Linked DNA regions of Homo sapiens: region 1 is linked to region 2. The links are chromatin contacts, found by Hi-C or POLR2A ChIA-PET in ENCODE. All regions are on one chromosome and are shown on one strand. Each heading gives the region's core, a stretch centred on a gene start or an enhancer-like site at or near the end of the contact. The rest is flanking DNA. Distances are from core to core; before and after follow the strand shown. Region 1 holds the start of LINC02052 (long intergenic non-protein coding RNA 2052). Region 2 overlaps DGKG (diacylglycerol kinase gamma).

Region 1 (2,700 bases), core at 157-2,656, 240 kb before region 2:
AGCTGTTTTTCAATAAGGAAAGAGGCAAAGAAAACTCCAGAGATGGATATGAATTGCATTGAAAACATTTCCTCCAGGAGAAAAGTCGCTGCTTCCCTGAGAGGGCTCATTTATTGATTTAATCAGCCTGCAGGAGCACCTTCTCCAGTAAAAGATGTTGAGTTGGAGTGGCCTGGTCTGCAGTGTGTGCTTACGGTGCTGATAGCACCACTGCCGCTGATGCCGACGGTGCTTTTCACCTGTGCCCACACGTGTGATGGGGGAAGATGCACCTCCCTGTGAATGCTGGCGTGCTCCATGTCACTCCAGGATGTCACTTGTCCTGATGTCCTATCTGAGTTCTCTGTAGGCATGCTACAAGAAATCTGATGACTTTGGGAGAAAGAAGATGATACATTCTTTTTTTTTTTTTTTTTTGAGACAGAATCTTGCTTTGTTGCCCAGGCTGGAGTGCAGTGGCTCAATCTCAGCTCACTGCAACCTCTCAACTTCTGCCTCCCGGGTTCAAGCGATCCTCCTGCCTCAGCTGCCCACATAGCTGGGATTACAGGCATCCACCACCATGCCTTGCTAATTTTTGTATTTTTAGTAGAGTCGGGGTTTCACCATGTTGGCCAGGCTAGTCTGGAATTCCTGATCTCAAGTGATCCATCCACCTCGGCCTCCCAAAGGGCTGGAATTACAGGCGTGAGCCACCGCGCCCGGCCAGATGATACATTCTTGATTCCCCCAAATTCCTAGAGTGTAAGAGCCAGAAGGACCCTCCACTCAACCCCTTTATCGTACAGATGAGGAAACTGAGGCCCGAGAGGCAACCTGCCCACTTGTTGTGACTGAGAGCTGAACCTCAAGGAGGACTGGTCTTTCCTATAAAACTCTCCCCTCAGAGTTGCTCTGGACTGATAGAGAAAAACGTGCACCCAGTCTCCAGGGGCAAGAGCAAGGCCCTATAAAAAGGATGATCTGTGTATTTATTCTGTCTCTTGTTGTCTTTGGCACGGCTCTGCCTGCCAGTCCTTAACCCTTTGCAGAGCTCTGGGCAGCGTCTCCATGGTGGATTAGGGTCTAATCACTAGGAGAAGGGCGAGGGCAAGCTCTTGAAAGAGTAGCAAATATGGAAAGTTCCCGAGTGAGCGTTAGGGGAGATGTACTGGGGGACCGGGGGGACGGACCTGGAGGGAGAACGAGGGCGCGAGAAAACCGTCTTCCAGGACTTCCCACCAGCGGAATGGCACTTTTGACAGATTTTCCTTATTTGTCTGTGAAGGGGATTCAGATCATTCAAGATGGACTCAAGTGGTTGCTAAGGCAACAGTGTTACAGTCGTCACTGTCATGGAAACCCGTTCTGTGGCGTAATATAAATATTTTCCTTTAGGAATGAGAAAGAGAGTTGAGTGGGCGACAAGTTGTTTTCTAATGCTCACGCGCTATGGCCGAAGTCTGCAATGGATGGGAGAAAGGGGAGGACCAAATTAGCTCAGATTCTTTACAGTTCACAGCATCAGCTGTTTTATTTATTTGTTTTAGATAGCGAAGCCAAAAAAAGTTGGATGGGGGCAAAAATGCCAACTAAAATAGCTCATAGTTCTGAAGTAGAGAGAAGTCAGAATTTCCCGTTTTCTCTTGTTTCTCTCAGGGATGGTCTATATGACTGGCGCTCCTTGGAAGCAGTGCTGAGGGCATTATCAAGAGTTTCCAGGGCCTCCTCTTTCTCCTGAAACCTTCTTCAAGGAGGGTAAAGTTTTAAGAGAGTTCAAAAGTACCACAGACTTCCAGGGAATAGTAGTTTTTGTCGTGACAAGCATGGACATTTTCTTGCGTCATGTACTATTTCAGAAGGTAGAGACCACAAAAAGGCTTCTTACTGTGGCCACCGTGGACATCTTCCCACATCTACAAGGTGTTGTGGCCACATCATTGCTGCACCCAGTTTCCTCAGAAGAAATACCTGTTGCTTAGGTGGGGAGACAGAACCCATTTACCTGGGAGGTAACTTCCAACGCCAAGATTCTAGAATTTCATGGTTCTTCTCTCAATAGTTTATGATTCTAACAGTCAATGGTTCTGTATTCAAAGATTCTCTGGTTTTATTATTCTAAGAGCCTGCTTTTAAAAATTGGGTGTCAGAGCAAGCCCCGAGGGCAGCAGCTGTGGGCAGGCTGGAGGAAATGGTCCCTGTTTAGGTGCTGCACTGGTCTCTGCATGATCAATCCCAGCGCCCAGAACACCGATATCAAGGCCTTTGCCTGGCTCTTCTCCAGATGGTTTTCTATTGCAGGAGTTTTGCTGGCAGAGAGCTTATGAAGAAACAGGCTTACAGAAGGCACGGCCAGGCTGCAGGGATGACTGGGACCTGAAAACAGCCAGCATCATCATTCTTGAAAGTTTGCTGACTTTCCTGTATTTATTTTCCATGGACTATGAGGAGGAGAATAATAGTGGTTCTCTAATCAAGGGGCATTCACAGAGGGGCCTAGCCAGGCAGCCTGACCCTGTAGACCTGCTCTGCTCCAGAGAACAGTGGAGGGGAGGGTGGCTTTGCATGGAAGCTTACACTATAGTAGGATGAAAAGATTGGCTTGGGAGACTGTGAAGGCTCAAAATTTTTATTCCAGTCTATCTACTAGCTCCCAGGGGATGTGTCTGGGAGAGCTCTCAGTTGTGTGATGCTGGGAGGAGCTTTAGATCCCCTCAGCCC
Region 2 (2,700 bases), core at 108-2,607:
GGCGCTTTGGTTGCCATGGACACAGCCCTGCCAAGCAGCCACCCACGCTCTCCTGTCACCTTGGGCTCTGGAGTTGTTTGTGGGAGGAGGGAGGAGTCCTCCGGGAGCCAAGGAAGGAAAAGCTGATCTGCAGAGGGTGGATGGCTGCGGTACCGGACTACTCACACGGCTCCCTCTCCACCATGAGGGAGAAGTAGGCTTTGGCGGAGAGCTTTATGCAGTTCATCCGCAGAGGACACAGGTGATAGAAGCTGCTCAAAACAGAAAGAAGGAAGATCACAGAAGGAGGAAGAAACATTAGTTTTTTTCACAGGTTAGTGACCCAAAGAGAAAAAAGCAGAAGCAAAAGGGATAACTGCGTAAGATATTCATCCGTTCACTCTCATTTCAGCACTTGTTCAGTGCTCTGCAGCGCCCCCCCATGGTCCCCTCTCTGATCTGTTCTCTCCCTACACCCATAGCGATCTTTCCTGCATGTCACTGGGTGCATGGTGTGCATAAAGCACACCAGTGGCTTCCATTATTCTTGGGATAAAGACAAAACCCTTGAAGTAATCTACAGGGCCCTGGGTGGTCCAGCTGCTGCGCACCCTTCCAGCCTTATTTCTACCTCCATCCCTCTCCATCTGGACTCAGGTCCCGGCCCATCTCTCAGACCCCTGGGCGTTCCAGTCTCCCTTGCACCTCAGGGCCTTCACACAAGTTGGCCACCCTGTCTGCAGTGCTGCCCCAGCCTTCACTCAGTCAGCTTCCACTCCAGATCTCAGCTGACATGTGGCTTACTCAGGGGAGCCTCCCCTGACACACCCACCAGCCTCAGTCACCTTCTTATACGACAGTGCTCCTCTGTTTGTTTTCCAACGTGAATGTGAAATGATGCATTATCTCCATGGATTCCTCATTATTATCTGTCTGTCCCACTGGACAGTCGGTAAGCACCATGAGAACCCAAGCCACGGCTTTTTTGCCCACTCTCAGAGCCGGAGCACCTAACACTGCATCTGCATATAGCAGGCTTCAGTCGATATGTATGAAGATGCTGTGAGAATGAGACCCAGTCCCCCTCGGGGAGGTTACAATACATTCAGGGAACAAACAAGGAGATAATTACAAGAGAGTACAAAGAGATCATTTCTGGTGCTAAGGAAATATTCTGACGAGGCACCAGGTCCAGGCTGGGGCAACTAGGGAGGGTCTCCCAAAGGCAGCTTCTGAGCTGAGCCACAGAGAGCTTTGTGCTTTAAGGAAGTGAAAACACTTGAGAACGGTTGACATGTTGCGTGGGAGGCAGGATGTGCAGAAGGATGAGGCTAGGGAGAAAGGCAGAGCCTGCTTCCTGGGCCTACTGTGGTAGGCTATGGGGCCATGAGGAGCCACACAGCCCCATCCCAGAAGTGAAAGCAGTGAGCCAGTGCGAGGGACTGTGGTTCATGGACTTCCCTTCTTGGTGAAAGTGTGGGTGACACACTAGGAGGGTGGAACTGGAGGCGGAGAGAGCCGAGAGGAGGCTGTTGCAGCGATACCAGTGGGAAGGAATCATACCTGCACTCAGGCATCACCATGGGGATAGAGAGAAGAGATTGCTTGGAGATCTAGTAAGGAGACAACACATAGAATGTGATATGTGAATGGATGTGTGAGGGAAAAGGAAAAACCTAGGGCGGCATACAGCTTTCTAGCCTAAACACCATAACAACAGTTGACCTGCCGAGGTGGGGACACAGAAGAAGGGGCAGACACAGGAAACAAGAGCCTTCTAGGCAAAGGGAGCAGGCTGTGCAAAGGCAGGGAGGCAGTGCTCTGAACACATGTTCTGAGGACAACGAGAGGGGCCATTGCATTGTTTTGCTCTCTATCTCAAGCCTTCCAGTGGCCATCTCAGTCCTGGGTCTTGCCTGCGCTCAGCCATTTCTGATATAGGTCAGACAACCTGGAGGACCTATGAGCTCCCAGTTTGCCAGGACAACCCTAGCTTGAGCCTTCCCTGCTGATTCCTGCATCTCTCCTCACGCCGCAATCACATTGCTCACATCCAGGGGCACCATGCGTGCTGAGGTCTCATGGAAATACCCACCCACCCCCAAGACTGATGGATGCCTGTGCCCTCTTCAGCTCTCCCAGCCTAGACAATATGCCACGGTAGATCTGAGGCCAGATGAAAACATGTTCTATTGTGCTTTCTCTGATGGTTCTGTCTGATGTCCTTCACAACTGTCAGAAGAGGAATAATTAGGAATCTGTGTCATTGCAATTCTGAGAGGTGGTGGAAGTGACAAACTGGTTGTGGGGGCCAAATAACACCTGGAGGTTTTGTTCATTTAGCTAATGTTAGTTTTTAAACTTTTAAACTCGAGTGGTGAACAGTTGAAGGTGAGCATCTTCAGCTTGTCCAATGTCCCACTATTCCCTAGTGTCCTAGCCCCACCTGTTTTACTAATCTGTATACCTGCCTGGCCCCTGAAGAGAGGAGGGGAATGGACTTGGAGCCATAGAGATCTGGGTTTGAATCCTGGCTCTGGAATTACTTTCCCTGTCTGCCATTCAAGTATTGACCAGGCCTAGCTGCTGCAGTCAGATGAGATTGAGCGTGTTCAGGGTAGAATGGTTGTAGACTACTTTCCCTCTGTCAATCTCAGTTTCTTCAGCTACTTGAAGGAGGATAATCCCTTACAAAGTTAGGCTGAGGAATAAATGGAGTAA

The links. A loop is a pair of places that touch in the nucleus more often than their neighbours do. ChIA-PET counts read pairs that join two places held with the same protein, here RNA polymerase II (POLR2A). Pooled maps may share reads with other maps.
Region 1: a loop to region 2 is called in a map of heart left ventricle, with 2.9 times the contacts of the local background. The contact joins the promoter of LINC02052 here to the enhancer-like site in region 2. A Hi-C loop is called at or near these places in 9 of 168 maps with a recorded cell type or tissue (Caco-2, MCF 10A, PC-3 and 5 more) and 11 of 50 pooled maps. POLR2A ChIA-PET finds 5 or more read pairs at or near these places in 1 of 52 experiments (Panc1).

What each region holds. Positions count from the first base shown.
Region 1 is chr3:186,492,367-186,495,066 of GRCh38, reverse strand. It overlaps LINC02052 (long intergenic non-protein coding RNA 2052), which reads left to right and starts at 1,406. Exons shown (of 8, transcript NR_033844.1): 1 at 1,406-1,961.
Region 2 is chr3:186,253,533-186,256,232 of GRCh38, reverse strand. All of the region lies in intron 17 of DGKG (diacylglycerol kinase gamma), which reads left to right. Among named protein-coding and RNA genes, the nearest start is that of DGKG, 110 kb to the left of the region's middle. RefSeq lists a silencer at 1-76 and enhancers at 657-706, 737-1,026, 1,127-1,186. Within about 2 kb of position 1,357, at least 6 of the 41 ENCODE cell types and tissues checked have a DNase peak (open chromatin) inside an H3K27ac peak, as active enhancers do.